Regions from separate parts of the Homo sapiens genome. Here region 2 is linked to region 1. The links are chromatin loops, found by intact Hi-C in ENCODE. Cell type or tissue: PC-3. All regions are shown on one strand.

What was found. Peaks named below come from ENCODE experiments on the same cell type or tissue, not always from the same donor. Only the 100,000 strongest peaks of a DNase experiment are listed, where the experiment ranks them.
Region 2: a loop joins it to region 1, with 2.5 times the contacts of the local background. A loop is called at or near these places in 3 of 110 quality-filtered maps.

The regions. Positions count from the first base shown.
Region 1 is chr2:29,744,353-29,752,352 of GRCh38, forward strand. All of the region lies in intron 1 of ALK (ALK receptor tyrosine kinase), which reads right to left. Among named protein-coding and RNA genes, the nearest start is that of ALK, 170 kb to the right of the region's middle. In PC-3, no CTCF peak of the experiment used is centred here; DNase peaks (open chromatin) are centred at 4,029 and 4,879; H3K4me3 peaks cover 1,197 bases; H3K27ac peaks cover 2,934 bases.
Region 2 is chr2:29,306,022-29,314,021 of GRCh38, forward strand. All of the region lies in intron 8 of ALK (ALK receptor tyrosine kinase), which reads right to left. Among named protein-coding and RNA genes, the nearest start is that of CLIP4, 190 kb to the left of the region's middle. In PC-3, a CTCF peak has its summit at 3,262 (motif pointing right); a DNase peak (open chromatin) is centred at 3,300.

The sequences.
Region 1 (8,000 bases):
TCTAGTTATCTGTTGCTGTGTAGCAAACAACCCCAATACTTAGGGCTTAAAACAATGACAGCATTTATTTTGCTCACAAATCTTCAGCTTGGGCAAGGCTTGGTTGGGGCAGCTTGTCTCTGGTCAACTCTAGCTCGCTTGGGTCATTCAAAGGCTGGGGGCTGGAATCATCTGAAGGCTCATTCACTCACATATCTGGTGGGTGATTCTGACTTTTTTTTAATTAACTGACTTTTCTGGGAAATTATTTTATTGATTGATTGATTGAGACAGAGTCTCTCTCTGTCACCCAGGCCAGAGTGCAGTGTTTCAATCACAGCTCATGGCAGCCTCGACCTTCTGAGCTGATGCTGACTCTTGGCTGGGATCTCACCTGGGGCTTTAGCCGGAACATCATCTGTAAGAGGCCTTTCCATGTGGCCACTTGGCTTTTTTACAACACGGTTTCAAGATGGGGGGTACCGAGAGAGAGAGCAGATGGAAGCTGTATTAGCTTTTCCAACGCAACCTCAGAACTCATCCAGTGTCACTTCCACTGCATTCTACTCATCAGGCATGAGTGACCCAGGCAAGTCCATTTTCAAGGAGAAGGGAATTCGACTCTATTTTTGAATGGAAGGGGTGTCAAAGAATTTGTGGACCTGTTTTAAAGCCACCACGTATGCCAAAGATGTCTTTTTCTACCACATGGGTTAGAAAGTGAGGAATCGATTTTCACTGTTTTAAATACACAGCCCCACAGGAAAGTGTGCTTTACTCTGTGCCTACCATATACTAGGCACTAGACTGAATGGTTTGTATGGCTATTTCATTTCAGTTTCAATCCTGACAACAGCAGTCACACTCACATTTTACCGAAGAAGAAACTGAGACTCAGAGATCATCTAATTTGCCTAAACTCACTGAATTAGGAAGTGGTTGAGGTAGATTTTATCCCAGATCTGGACTGAAGGCTCACTCTCTTTTCATAACTTCCTGCAACTTCCTGCCAGCTTCCACTGAGGTGGGAAACTGTATCCCTGCTGGTACAACACCCCTGAAAATGCTGGGCTCTAGAGAAGTTTGATATAAATGAACCCTCCACCATATATAATAAAATGAGCAAAACCTTCCCTCCCAGTTGCTGGCAAGGTCTACTTCTTGTACAGATGAGAAGAAAGCTGGGGCTCTCAATTTGTTTGGAGTACTCCTGGTGAAATCGTGTCTACCTTATGCACTAATGAAAGGATCAGTGGTTCTTTGCCTGACACAATCTTTTTCATCCTTTGGACCCAGCTTAAATGTCACCTGCTCAAAAAGTCCTTCTCAGATTATCCTATCAAAGTAGGTCCCCGCTTAGCAGCATGTCCCATCACTGCCCATGGTTTGCCTCCTTCCTGGCATGTATCCCAACCAATAATTACACACGGGCTTAGTCACTTGCTTATTGTCTGACTGCTACCATAGTGCCTGGCAGAGAGTAGGTGCTAAATAAATATTTGTTGGATGGACAAATGACTGAATGAGGGAATGATCCTAGACTGTAAAAACCCTGAGATCTGTAGAGCTTCTACTTTTTACCTCAGAATGCTAGGACCACAGGTCCACACTCTCAAGCCCCACTATGGAAAAATCAGGTATAATAATAGCAATCTTAATGAGGCACTTAAGTATAAATCAGGTACTTTTCCATCCCCTTATGATTATTATCTCACTGTTCCTTACAACAACCCTGTGACATAGGTATTACAATTATTCCCACTTTACAGATGAGGAAACTGAGGTTCAGAGAAGATACGTAACTTGCCCTAAGCTAACACCACTAGAAAGAAGCAAAACTAAAGGTTCTTACTGAGATCTGTTTGACTCCACAGCCTGCTCTATCGGCTATTAGGCAATACTGCCAACTATGGGTTTCTTTAAAGTTTTGATTAAAAAAAATTAAAATGTAGCTAGAGATCAGTTTTAAACAATTAATTTTTATGGAAAATGACAATTGCTTACTTGACTCTCTGACAACACATTACTAACACAAAGGACTGTTTGGACTAGGTCCATGCATGCTGGTGACAGGTACCCAAATTATAGGATCAGCATTTGTGAGCCTCTTGAATCTTCAGAATACAAATAGGGAATGGTGCAACAAAGTTTGGCTTTGCTTGAACTCTTTAAATAAGAGGGTGACTTGATCTAAATTATTCTAAGTTCTCAGTTTTCTACCCAGGCATAGGGTTTAATGTAGCACGTGGCTCTCATGCCACCTCCAGCATTTCCCTTAGTTGTGGGTTGTGATATGGTTTAGGTAACTTAGAGAAAGGTTAATGAGAAACCTGACATTTTCTGGGATTCACTGAAACTCTAGGTCCTTAGTCCAGTTTGGGGAGGAAAGTGCCTGTAATTTTTCTTAGGTGCTACCTTTGAGATATCTGTTACATTCTAACTTTCATGTTTTCTATCAGTCCATTGTGTTTGAACCATATGCCTAGTGTCTTTTCACCTGGGAGAGAAAATTAGAAAGGCAAATGCAAGCCATTCTACTCATAATGTTTGTGCAGAAACATGACGAAATAAGCCATGAGGATGTTATGCTAAAAGAAACCACAGTCCCTGAGATGAATCTCACACAGCCCTCTATTCCTCACAGAATCTCAAGGTTGGAAAGTACTGTAGGAAGCCACCAAGTCCAGGTCCCTTCTCAAAGCCCTTGGCAATGACATCTGACCTTTCCTTCACTAGTTCCAAGTGTGTGTGTTTGTTGAGTGGGGGAGGTCACTCTATTTCATGAGTGGCCAGTGCTGACTGATGGAAAAGCCCTCCTCAATTAAAACTCCAGCTTGACCTCTCTCAAACTGTCCTATGGAAAACTAGAGGGAAAACAGCCCATTTCTTCTCCTCTAATCAGGGCTTTATTCACAACAATATGTTCCAACTAGTCTGAAAGTTTACAAACTTATCTTTGAAACAGGTGCTCTTAAGAAAGATCATTTTCATATTCAAATCTAAAAACAAATTTCAGAAACAATTGTCTACAGGTAGGAGACATTAAAAAATAATTGTTTAATGAATGAATGAATGAGTTTACTCACACCAATAAAAATGGAAGTTTCCTTTACTATTGAGTTACCATCAGGATACATCGGTTTTGGAGTGACAGGAGGAGAGCATCTCTTGGACCTCAGAGAGGGGCTGATGTCTCTGTCTCCCTTCCCACCCCATCCTGGGAGACAGGTAGAAGCATCAGTTTACATTTTTATCCCCTCAATGTCCAGCACAGGACCTAGCACAGAGTGAATGCTCAATAAATACTCCAAAGAATTTCCAGTAATGGAAAGAGCCCCAGAGACCATTTGGCCCAATCATTTTCCTCCCAGAAATATAAAAGAGAAACAAGTCAGTAATTTCTTGTGGGTTCCTAGAAAGCCCCTCCCCCACCACCAAATCCAATACCTTTTCATCTGCTTTTGATGCCTAAAGTTCCTTTGATGGAAGTCTAGAGCCTGTCATGGCACACATTGTCAAGCTTTCCCTTCTAAAGTGGCAAGGTCCAAAGGAAAGATAAATTAACCTCAACTCACACTAAGGTATAAAGGACAGTGGGCAGACCTTTCTGGAAAGCTACATAAAACTAACTAGCAACGAAAGAATGAGTCATGTGAATCCTAAATCTCTGCTTCTCTGAGCTAGGTATCATCTAAGCTGATGAGATTGCCTACCTGTCTCCTCTGGGAAAACAAAAAAGCAGTTTGGAAGGGCGGTCAAGTGGACTTCCCTTCTTAAAGGGGTTGCAAGACCCACAACAAGAGATCCACATGGTGCCTTTGATGTGACACTCGTTAGGTGTGGATCAGCTCTCCAGTGCTTTGCAAAGACATCTGTTACCCTGTTAATCACATCCTGGACAAGCTCCAGGATGTCTGAGTCAGGACCCATGGGACACTAGTACTTTTTTAAGAGCCCTTGGTCTACCCTAGAATGACACTTTCTACTCAAGGGTGTGTTGACTAAACTATGAATCAGCAGCCCACACATAGCAAGTGCTCTAAGCATATGGCCCTTGGCAATGCTTCTCAAATGTTAATGTGTGTATGAATCACCTGGTGATCATATTGGAAATGCAGGTTCTGATTAAGTGTCTGGGGTGGAGCCTAAAATTCTGCATCTCTAACAAGCTCCCAGGTGATGAACATGCCGCTGGTCAAACACTATACATTGAATAGGAAGGTTATTTCTAAAATTCACTGGGTGAAAGAAGCCCGTGGGAAGCATGTTGAACAGACACAATCCCAGGTCACCAACCTCAAAGGTTTTGATTCAGAAAAACTGAAATGGGACCATAGTGTATACATATTTAATAGGTATCCCTCAGTGATTCAGAAGAAGGCGCTTAGTCGATGGTACTTTAAGAGATACTAACATATCACTTTTTTTTTTTGAATCACAGTCTCACTCTGTCACCCAGGCTGGAATGCAGTGGCACGATCAAGGCTCACTGCAACCTCTGCCTCCTGGGTTCAAGCGATTCTCGTGCCTCAGCCTCCCAAGTAGTTGGGATTACAGTCGCGAGCCATTACTCCTGGCTAATTTTTGTATTTTTAGTAGAGATGGGGTTTTGCCATGTTGGCCAGCTGGTCTTGAACCCCTGACCTCAAGTGATCCACCTGCCTTGGCCTCCCAAAGTAAGAGATACTAACATATCTCTTGAATGATCATACTGAAGGTGTGTCCTCTGGCCTGTTACAGAAGAGAAATACCTGACATCCACGCCTCCTGACCACTTAGGACAGTGACTGTCAAACTCCAAGGCACATCAAAGTCACCTGGAGGGCTTATTAAAGCTCAAAGAGCTGCCCTCAGTCCCCAGGGTTTCTGATTCAGTAGGTCTGGGGTGGAGCCCAAGAATTCACATTGCTAACCAGTTTTCCAGGAAATGCTAACATTGGTGGTTTGGAGGTCATGCTCTGAGAACCTGTGATATAGATGAAAGGTAACCTTTTAAAAATCACCAGAGGAGCTTTTCAACCCACACTCATTATGAAATGCTTGGGGACACCAACCTATGTCTTTTACAAACAGCACTTCAGTTGCTAAGCACCCACTCAGAGAACAAATACTCCAAAGGAAAGGCCCCTTAATCCTGAATAGATAATAGTTTTAAATAAATATTCTTAGGACCCCAGAGAGACATGTGGGACTGCTGACCAACTAGACCCAGGGGTCTCAGACAGGGAAGACCTCAGGCCCAAACCCAAGGAAAGGCCTAACAGTTGCTGAGCAGGAGGGAAGCTGCTCCATAGGGCGGTGGGCCCATCGTTCTCAGTCCCCAAAGCAAAGGAGGTCATGGCTCCCCCACAGCCCACAGCATCTCCAACCCCCTGAGCCCAGCCATTTATTAGCCCACATAAGGCAACTTCAGTTTAGCCGAACAGCTTATCTATAATATATGGAAACTAGAGAGACACTTGTTCATTGAGATCTTCCCCAAATTTATCAAGACAGGGAGAGAAGAAATGAGTTGAGTCTTCCTGTTCCACGGAATAGGAACACATTCTACCTGGACCTATGGTAATCAGAAGTGCAGTGCTCCTCCCCTAAAACACTCCAGACCCTTGAAAGCAGGTTCATGTCATTATCTCAAGAGCAGCATTAGCCAGGAAGGCTAATGAGGGCTCCCTGCCAGGAAGGAACAGCCTAGAGATGCATTTCAGGAAAGAGGCAGCAGGCAGAGAACAGCTGCCCCAGACAGACAGCACATCCGCCGAGGGCATGATTGCATGGGACTCGAGAAGTATAGTAATGCATTGCTTAACGATGGGGATTTGTTCTAAGAAATGCATCATTAGATGATTTCATCACAGTGTGAACATCACAGAGTGCATTTACACAAACCTAGATGGTAGCCTACTATATGCCTAGGCTATATGGTATAGCCTATCGATCCCAGGCCACAAACCAGGCCACAGTACAGCATGTTACTGTACTGAATACTGTAGACAACTGTATAACAATGGTATTTGTGACCTAAACATATTAAAATATAGAAAAGGTACTAAGCTGGGCAGAGTGGCTCATGCTTATAATTCAAGAACCTTTGGAGGCCAAGGTGGGAGGACTCCTTGAGCCCAGGAGTTTGAGAACAGCCTGGGCAACATAGTGAGACCCCATCTCTACAATAAATTAAAAAATTAGCTGGGCATGGTGGCATATGCCTGTAGTCCCAGCTACTTGGGAGGCTGAAGTGGGAAGATTGCTTGAGGTCAGGTTGATTGCTTGAGTGGAGTGGAGTGTAACGGAACAGAATGGGAAGGAAGGAAGGAAGGAAGGAAGGAAGGAAGGAAGGAAGGAAGGAAGGAAGGAAGGAAGGAAGGAAGGCAGGCAGGCAGGAAGGAAGGAAGGAAGGAAGAAAGGGAGGGAGGGAGGGAAAGAGAGAAAGAGAAAGAAAGAGAATGACAGAGGCCGGGCGTGGTGGCTTGTGGCTCATGCCTGTAATCCCAGCATTTTGGGAGGCCAAGGTGGGTGGATCATGAGGTCAGGAGTTCGAGACCAGCCTGGCCAGCATGGTGAAACCCCATCTCTACTAAAAATACAAAAATTAGCAGGGCATGGTGGCCTGCGCCAGTAGTCCCAGCTACTCCAGCGGCTGAGGCAGGAGAATCGCTTGAAGCCAGGAGGCAGAGGTTGCAGTAAGCCGACACTGAGCCACTGCACCCCAGCCTGGGCAACAGAGCAAGACTCCATCTCAAAAGGAAGGGGAGGAGAGGGGAGGGAAAAGAGAAGAAAGAAAGGTTACAGTAAACATTAAAGATAATAAATGGTACACCTGTATAGGGCATTTACCACGAATGAAGCTTGCCTGGACTGAAAGTTGCTTTGGGTGAGTCAGTAAGGAGTGGTGAGTGAGGGTGGCCTAGGACATTACTGTACACTCCTGTACATTTTAGAAACACTGTACACTTAAGCTACACTAAATTTATTTTAAAAAAATTAATTGTGCTAGGACATTACGATGGCTATGACTTCAGCACGCGATAGGAATTTTTCAGCTTCCTTATAAAGCTTATGAGACCGCTGATGTATGTGCAGTCCTTCATTGCCTGAAATGTTGTTATGTGGCCCGTGACTAGTTTGATTTGGGTTCTGCCTGCCCCATGGTCTCGGGGATGGGAAAGGCGTTGAGTTGTGTGTTTATGGAGTGTGAGCATCTCAGCTTCTTGTAATCCCAAGTAATAACTGCACTTTCTGTTCCTCTTGCCTTCTGCTACTCTGAGTTAATGAATAACACCAGGTAACTAGTTTCTGAGGCAGCCTAGGATCCCAATTCTCAGGTTCCTGCTTGTATGAAGCACCATTTTACCGAAACTTAGGGACAATTCTGAGGCAGTGACCACCTTTCATGAGGTGACATGTTGCCAGGCACAGTAGAAGCAAAGCAAGTGTCCACCACGTCTTCATGTTCTAGATTTTTAGGGACAGTTCCCAGCTCAAGTATTCTGTCCTCTTGTTCAACCAATAAGTACTAATTAGTGGTGATGAAAATATACATAAACCCTAGAGATACTGGTTAAGGATGACTATAAAACAACAATGATGATAATTGTAGCTAACATTTTTGAGACCGGAGTGGTAGAGGTATTATCCCCATTTTAGAGGTAAGGAAATAGAGGCTCAGGAAGCTAAGATAATAGCACAAAGCTAACATCATCTAACCTGAGTCTGTCTGTCATCAAAGACCTTACCTGTACTCTACAAAGACGTTCTGAACTTATGATGGCATAACTTAATGATCTTCTGACTTTATGATGGTGCAAAAGCTATGTGCATTCAGTAGAAACCATATTTTAAATTTTGCCTTTTTTTGTTTATTTTTATTATTATAAAATAGGCATTGTGTTAGATGAGTTTGCCCAACTATAAACTTGTGTAAGTGTTCCGAGCACGTTTAAGGTAGGCTAGGCTAGGCTATGATGTTTGGTAGCTTACGTGTATTCAATGCATTTGTGACTTCTGCTATTTTCTTTTCTTTT
Region 2 (8,000 bases), 440 kb before region 1:
CTTGCCTGCCACTCACCTCCTGCTGTGTGGCCTGGTTCCTAATAGGCCACAGAGCAGTACTGGTCGGTGGCCTGGGGGTTGGGGACCCCTGGCCTACTGGATATGAAGTCATTTGTTAATTGACTCTTTACTGAATGCCAGGAAGCTGAACTAGGCGCTTGCACGTAGGCTTATCTCACTGTATACTGACAACATCCCTTTGTGTAGATATTATTCCACCCATTTTTCAGATGCAGAATTGAAGGCTTAGAGACGTTAAGTCAGTCACCCCTGGGCACTAAGCCCACAGGCTGCAGACCTGGAGTCCACACTATGCTCTGTGTTCTTTCTACCATACATGGAGTGCAATGCCCATGTAATATATTATGGTACTCCTTAAAGCTTTGGGGGCATATTGCAAAGATTTTCCAGATCTTTGTTGCTCAGTGTGTGGTCTTTGGATCAGCAATGTGGGCGCTACCTGGGAGCTTATTAGAAATTCAGGGTCTCAGGGCCTGCCCCAGCTCTTCTGAATCAGAATTTATATTTTAACAAGATCTTATCCTAGAAATACTTTCGTGCTGGAGAAATTAGGGAGCTAGTGAATTTTAATGCATTTACAACCATTGTCCTTACCAGACAATTAACAGTCGTGTGTGTGTGTGTGTGTTTGTGTGTGTATTCACACAAATATGCGAAATCTGACACAAATTCTAAATTATATTTATGGGAAATAACGCTTGCTGATGCCAGTAACAATAAAATTTTTGATCCTTCTAGACACATCCTAGTAGATATAGGTTATAAATGGCAGTGTTTGACTAATAAACTCTTTTATATGCAGACAGCAAATGAGACAAGTGAGTAGAGACAACACCAGGAGTACGCCACCAGCAATTATATCTTCTGGTTCCAGCCAGCGCTTTCACAAGGGCCATTTTTTCCTGCCTCTCGGAAGGGACTGATAGACTTTCCAATTATGTGGTACCAGTGTTTGTCATTTTATTAATTAAAGTCCTGTATGTAAAGCCGGAACGGCATTGTGGCTAGGCCTAATGCTATTATTTCTCTCATGGCCCATTCCTCCTCCAGAGGTAATTATTGCAATTTTATGTCTTGAATATGCCCCATGTTTGCTATGCATACCTCGTGGCAGCTTCAGGACAATCCCTTCAACCCACAGAAAATACTGTGTGTTCAAAAGCCTGCAGTGATCAAAAGAGACTCAGTGACATCAAATAATATCTATTCTGCATGCAACACCCCTAAATGTAGGAAATGTTCTGACGGGGCAGGTGCTATCTTTCTTCAAATTTCTGAAGACCTGCATGAATTCCAATAGTAGAGACAAAACCAAGGCTAGATGCTGTAGTGTGTATTTCACTTCAAGAGAAGGAAACACATTTTTAACAGAGATGCTCAAAGATGAGCTTGCATGGTGGGGGTACTCCCTGGGTATTCCCCATCCAGTCTCTGTTGAATGACTGGGATTGGAATTGTCATCAGGAACATCTCTGTATGGGGGTTAAGGCTCTCCCTCAATATAGGGTGCCAGAGGGTTGTAATTCTCAGTGTGAACCGGTAATTTTGACTTCCCTGGTTTCAGTGTGGTATCTTCTTAACTTCAGCTGAGAATACTGACTCACTGCAAAATCCAGTGTTTTTGTTCACCATCTTCTAGTTCACCTGGAAAAATGAAACACCAACTCTCTAGCTATAAATAGCCTAATGACAAATCAACCCAGCACAGCAAGAAGCTGGCCAGATGCAGATTTTTGATAACAAGGAAATAAAACACGTTTCTGGCAAATGCTTGCAATTATGGAGGCTTAAGAAATGCTGGATTCCTGGTCTTGCAGGATACTTAAAAGATCAGGATCCTTCCTGAAAATACCACTTAATGTTTCTTTTCTGAGGGATTATGTAGAAGCCAGGGAACACCAGTGGACATTCATATGCCCTCTTTCTAAAAACATGAAGGCCACATACAAAAATAATCACCTTGAGATCTCTGGCTGGTGAGGTTATAAAGTTACAAGTTTTTTTTTTTTCTTCTGTGGTCTTTTCTTTCTTTTCCAATTTTTTTTTTTACAATGAATATCTGACTTTTGATAACTAGAACAAAAACAATGAAATTAATTTAGAGTGTGCAGCTGTTAAAAGCATGTTTATGAAGACTAATATTGATATGGGAAAATGTAATGTTAAATAAGAAATAAGACACAGGATGTTTATATTTATATAAACCCTTTCTCTATAGCAAAGCTCAAATCTAAATCTATCTGTCTGGAAGGAAATGTACCAATATCTTTGGGGGGTAAGATTTTGGGCAATTTCAATTTTCTTCTTCATACTTTCCTGCATTTTTCCTAATGTTCTACAATGAACATAAAGTTCTTTTATAATCAGAGAAAGCAATAAATGCTATATTAAAAAGGTGGTGAGAGAGGATTCTGATGTTGGAAAACAGTAAAAGCTAGTACTATGTTTTTACCCACTTCAGGGAGAATCAAGTTATTGTGCCTGTACTCTAGGCTTTGTGAGGGAGATCAAGGGAAGGTGGGAGCTTCTGTGGAATGCGGTGGGACCGTGCTGTGAACGGAACGCAAGCTTTCGTATCAGAAAGAATGGTCTATTTTTTACGTATCACGTAATATCTCAGAGCTTCAGCATCTTCTTCCGTCAAGTGGGGTCAACAGTACCCTGCTTAGATATTTATTATGGGGCTTTAATAAGATTATATGAGACCAGTGCCCAGCTTAGCGAAGACATTTGATAAATGTTAGTTCCTTTCTCCTGCATGGAAAAGAGCAGGCAGGGGACACTTTGTTAGAGATAAACAGTTCACAAAAAACAGACTACGACAGGGTGAAAATGCTGTGTTAAAGTTTCTGTCTGGTTTTTTTTTTTGTTGCTGTTTTTTAATCTTCTGGGTTCCCTAGAGAATTATCTTTCCAGGCTTATGGGAAGAAAAAGATGGTATTTTCTTCAGTCACACTGTCATGGTGTGATCCTGGGCAAACGGCCTCCTCTGTGTCTCAGTTTCTCTGTGTATGATGGAGATGACACTGAGGAGTAGCTTTGTAATCTGACTGCTGGGGAACAGGATGATTCTAGGCAATGAAACTCCCACAGCCTTCACGGACACCACTGGAAAAAGTAGATGTGGGGCACAGGAGCATCTGCAGGGGGCCCAGAGCCCTCTGGGGAGTATTTTTCCCTGATAGCTGGAGGGAGTGTGTGCTCTCAATGGGGTGTTCCCCCATATATGGGTGACATGAATGTGTTGCAATGACCACTAGTGGGAGCCAGAGAGGTCTGTGATTAACATACAGCTTTTGAATGGGAACCAAGTCTGTGCCAAGTGCCAAGGAAGATCCTATTCACACCCAGGGGCTGAGACAGTGATTCTTCCTAGACCTCAGCTTCATCATGCAATGGGAGAGGTATTAGTTGTGAATGGCTCAAAGGTATTACATTAATTATGTCTGACTGCAGTTACAATTGCTGTTGATTACTGCAGGCATTAGCAAGTGCTCTGGCAGAGTCGACCACTTAACAGGCAGTGGTGATAGAATGCTGGGCTCCAGTGGCTTCCTAGCTCTAGGTGCTGGGGTAAGAATGACTTTGGCTCAGAAAGCTCAGGAAGGTGTCATTTGTTGGGTCCTCGAGACTCATTGAGGAGTCTTCTTGTTCACTCTCATCCTGGAAGAGGGTTATGCTTGCAACCGTGGGGGGTGGGGGTGGGGCTGCACAATTAATTAGTTAATTATCAACGAAGTGGGTTTATTGGGCATGTCCTGCTGGTGCTAATGTGGACACTGTGTGAAATAACGCTCCCGACCTGCCCACGTGTTGCTGATTGACTGAGAGGAGAAATCAGAACACAAGCAGTGGCTGAATTTATGCAGCAGCAACTTCCTCATGCCTGAGTAACGTAAGATGAGGGATCATAATAATAATAATTGCTGCCATTCATCAAGCTTTGCAGAGAAGACAAAGGCTTTTCACATTTTCCTCTGATCCTGGTAACAACCTCATGCAGCAACTAAAACAGGTTTTTTGTTGTTGTTGTTTTCTCAAATTAAAGGAAGTCACTTGCTTGAGGTCATATGGCTCCTCAGTGGGGCAGAGCTGGGATCTAAACTCAGGCCATCTAAATCAAATCGAGTATTTATAGATTTGGTTGGGGAGTTGGGCAGACCTGGTTTGAATCATGACTCTGCCTCTAGCAGGGTGACTTTGGGCAGTCACTTAAACTCTTTAAGCTCCAGTTTCTGTATCAATAAATGGGGGTAATAATTTTTTATAACGAGATAATGTAGGTGAAATGCTTAGCATAGTGCCAGCCTTATACTAGGGAATCAATATTTGAAAACTACATCCTTAGTTGGCTTTATCGATACTAAGGGTCCCTTCCTCCAGCACTGGACTAAGTGAAGGCTTCTTTCTACTAGGGTGCAAAGAGCTAGGGTGTTCGAAGGCCCTCATTAAGAATAATGGCTTGCTTTTCAGCATAATACAGCCAAGTGATTTGTAAGTGACCTGAAGACCAGAAGTTTTCACACTGAATGTAAGTGTTCTTAACTTTTCTGTAGAATAAACACCCCAAAGAGATCCCAGATTCCTGTGGGCTATCTCCCCGCATGGCTGGCCACACGGCAGGTTTGAAATCAATACTTGCTGGTTCACCACCTAACTGTGGACCCTCAGTGTCCCTCCCTCGCTCATCCCTCTTGCTCGGGGTCCGTGTGTGCATCCAGCCAGTCAAGTGCCTTGTTGCCATGGCTCAGGGGCTCATCAGAACAGGGAAGATTTTATCCACTCACAGGGTAGCCGTGGGAGGTGGAGAGACTCTGTAAGCTTTGACACACAGGGGATTCTCATTACAGTGATGTTATTACAGGTGTCTGGACGGTTGTCATTAGAGACTGGAAGTGGGGCCCAAATCTCTTACTCATGTAGAGAGCCTTTGGAAAAAGCCATTTGGAAAATGCCTCGAGAACCACTGCAGCTTCCTCCTTTGTATTAGAGGCCCTTGCCCTCTAACACAAAGTTGCGGATGCCTAGACCCCAGCTAAAGGCTTTCTGAGGTTACTGTCTCCATCACCAGCAGTGTTAGCAGCTGCCAGGGCTCAGCCCTCCTGAGGTTTCAGCACCAGGGTGAGGGTGACTCATGGGGTAGATGAGGGGCAACCATAGTTGAAGCTGACTTCAGGGCCAACCAAGGCAGAGCAGGTGCTCTTCAAAATGCACCATCTATGAGCCTAATTGTGACCTAGGGGATGGAGTGAGATCCTAAAGGTGGGGAGGCCTTGGGGCTTCCGAAAACGGCAGTGAGGGTGGGAGCTCTTCCTCTGGGTTTCTTAGAGTAGGGGCACATATGCTGCTCAGCTCTTCCTAGGGGTACCCAAAGCCACAGGGCAAACAGGGTGTAGCTTCCTGGAGTGTTAGCCACTCAATAGTAAATAATGAGGCATGTTTTTGTGTCCAAACAAATAGGTATGTTAAGGAATAAAATACAGAATTGACATTTAAGTTAAAAAAAGGGGTTTGTAAAAGAAAAGTCAGGCTTATGACGTTCTGCTCTGGGCCGTGTCACCAGACTTCCTCCCTGCCTTGAGTGACCTCGTTGACGGCAGCTGTCCCACTCCCAGGAGCTCCCCTGGGGAAAGTGGAGATGCTCTTGCATCTGGAGGACACTGTGGGCCTTGCTGGCCAGCTGTGTGTGGTCTAGGTTCCTCTCCTGAGCCTTCTCTCATTTATAAAAAGGTGACAATATCATCTTCTCTGGGGGATGGGGGCGATGTGGGGGAAGGCCCCTCTGTAAACATGTTGGGACTATATCAAGGTATGGGGTTATTGTTCTGTGTAGGTGTCTGCTGATGGGGCAGTGGAGCAAAGGGACTTTTGGCAGATTGGAGGAGGGAGCTCCCATGCCCATGCTGGCTGGGGAGAGGAGCTGGTGGAGATGGTGGACAGGGGTGGCAGGGCCCCCTTGGCTGCTGTTAAAGCATAAACTTCCTCTGACTCCAGCCACTGAGCTGGGCAACACCCCTCTCCACTGGCAATAGTTGGGAGAGGGGTGTTGCCATATTGCCAGGCTACCCAGGGCAGGGCAGAGGCCAAACCCTCCAGATTCAGGCTCCTTGGAGAAGGCAGGCTCCAGCCTTGGTCTCAGAATCATCACTAAAGTCAGATAAGAAGATAATAATAGTAATGGCTACAACAGAGTAGCAGAAACCACAGGTTCCATTTTTAAGCACCTAATTGTGTCTAGATTCAGGCTGGGCATGTTTCATATCTCCTCTCACTCATTTCTCCTGACAGCCCTGGAGAGGATACTGAAGCCGAGAACAGTGGGTCGCTATACTCAAGGTCTCCAGGCTAGAAAGTGGGGGGGCTTCCTCCAAGGGCTAAGGGACTTCAAGCCCTGTCCTTCCCACTGTACCACGTTGCCTTGGTGATGCTCCTTTTGCACTGGCCCCACATGGCCAGCTGGATTCTTCTGGTCACAGGAGATGGCGTGGCTGTTGGGCTGTGGGGCAGGAGGGAGGCAGCTCTACCTGGAGCCACCACCCTGCTCCGACTTGCTCTAGGTATCAGCATTACACTGTGGGAGCCAGAGGAGCCCTGTGCTTTCTGATAGGCCCAACATTATGTCCTCCTGGGCAGAGAGTGGACAACTTAGAGGGATCATATGCTAGCTTGGGGTCCTGACCGTGGTCTCCAATGCAGGAAGAGGCGTGTGCAGAGAACAGCATGTGTGAAAACAATCCCCAGCCAGACTAGCTGGATCTGCTCTTAATTTAGGCAAGCACTGACTCCTAGAGCTGGACTTGCTTTCTCCCAATTCAGGCACATTCTGTCACTGCAGAGATGTCACAGCATCAGATGAGATGGGGGTTGGACATCCACAGGAACTCTGCCTGATGAGTATCTTGGTCCCCAAATACCTGACCAAAGGGACTTGGGCTTAGTGAGGGAGATAGAGATAACATTACCCTGGAATCCCTCTAGCTTGGTACTGGTCCCCAACTATTTACAAGAAGGGTTTTACAAACACCACAAAGTGTAGCATTGCTTGGCCATGCATGGGCAGAGAGGCTGGTCCCAGGTGGGCTCTGATAGGGGCTTGCTTGTTCTTCTACCAGTCAGCCCAGAGAGGGGAAGTGTGCAATATTCTTCTCCCTAGATGGTCATCCGTTCTATGCAGAAGGTAAACTGGCTCCAGGAAATAACAACTTTATTTGCAATCAAGCCCATGAGGCCTCCTGGAATGGCTTCTCCTTCCTGATTTGCTAAAGTAAGTTGGATCACATGGGGCCGAGAATGAGGCCCACCCAATGAACAAACTCCATTTGAGTCCTGTAGGTGAGTGGCAGTGTCCCCTTGGTGGCTCAGGAGTTAGACCCAGTGACTACTCCCAGCCTGTGGAGAGACGAAGGGGAGAACTCTTTGTTTACACAATGGGGTGGGATTCTCTATCTGCCTGCAGAAATGAGGTGGTGGGGCTCTGAGTTAGGTGACAGTAATGCCAGTTCTGATGCTTTTGAAGCTCTCATCAACTCTCCCCAAGTTGAGAAGGTTCCATCTGTCTCCAGCAGGGCAGTGTGACAGGAAGAGCATGAAACTCAGAATCATAAGATCTAGGTTTGGTCTTGTGTTTATTAGCTGTGGGTCTTGAGGTGAATTTCATGATCTGGATGGGGAGCCCGTGATGCATAGGATCTGCTCTGGAAAACGAGTTGAATTCAATAGTTATGCTCATCTTCTTTGGCTCCTGTCGAGAGTTTGGTGGGGGCTGATAAAGGAAGGTCCCCTTCTGCTTTTGTTTTTCCTCGGTCTCATGCCATCTGATACTAAGTTTTCTTACTCTTATCCTCCTTTTCTTGACTTTCCACAGAAGATTTTGTCACTGAGTTTAATAAACTTTAAAAACACAGCAGTCAGAAAAGTTCCTCTCTTTTTCCCATCTTCAGAGTCCTATTTGCCTGCTGCCGAGGTCGGGGGCAAGCTTC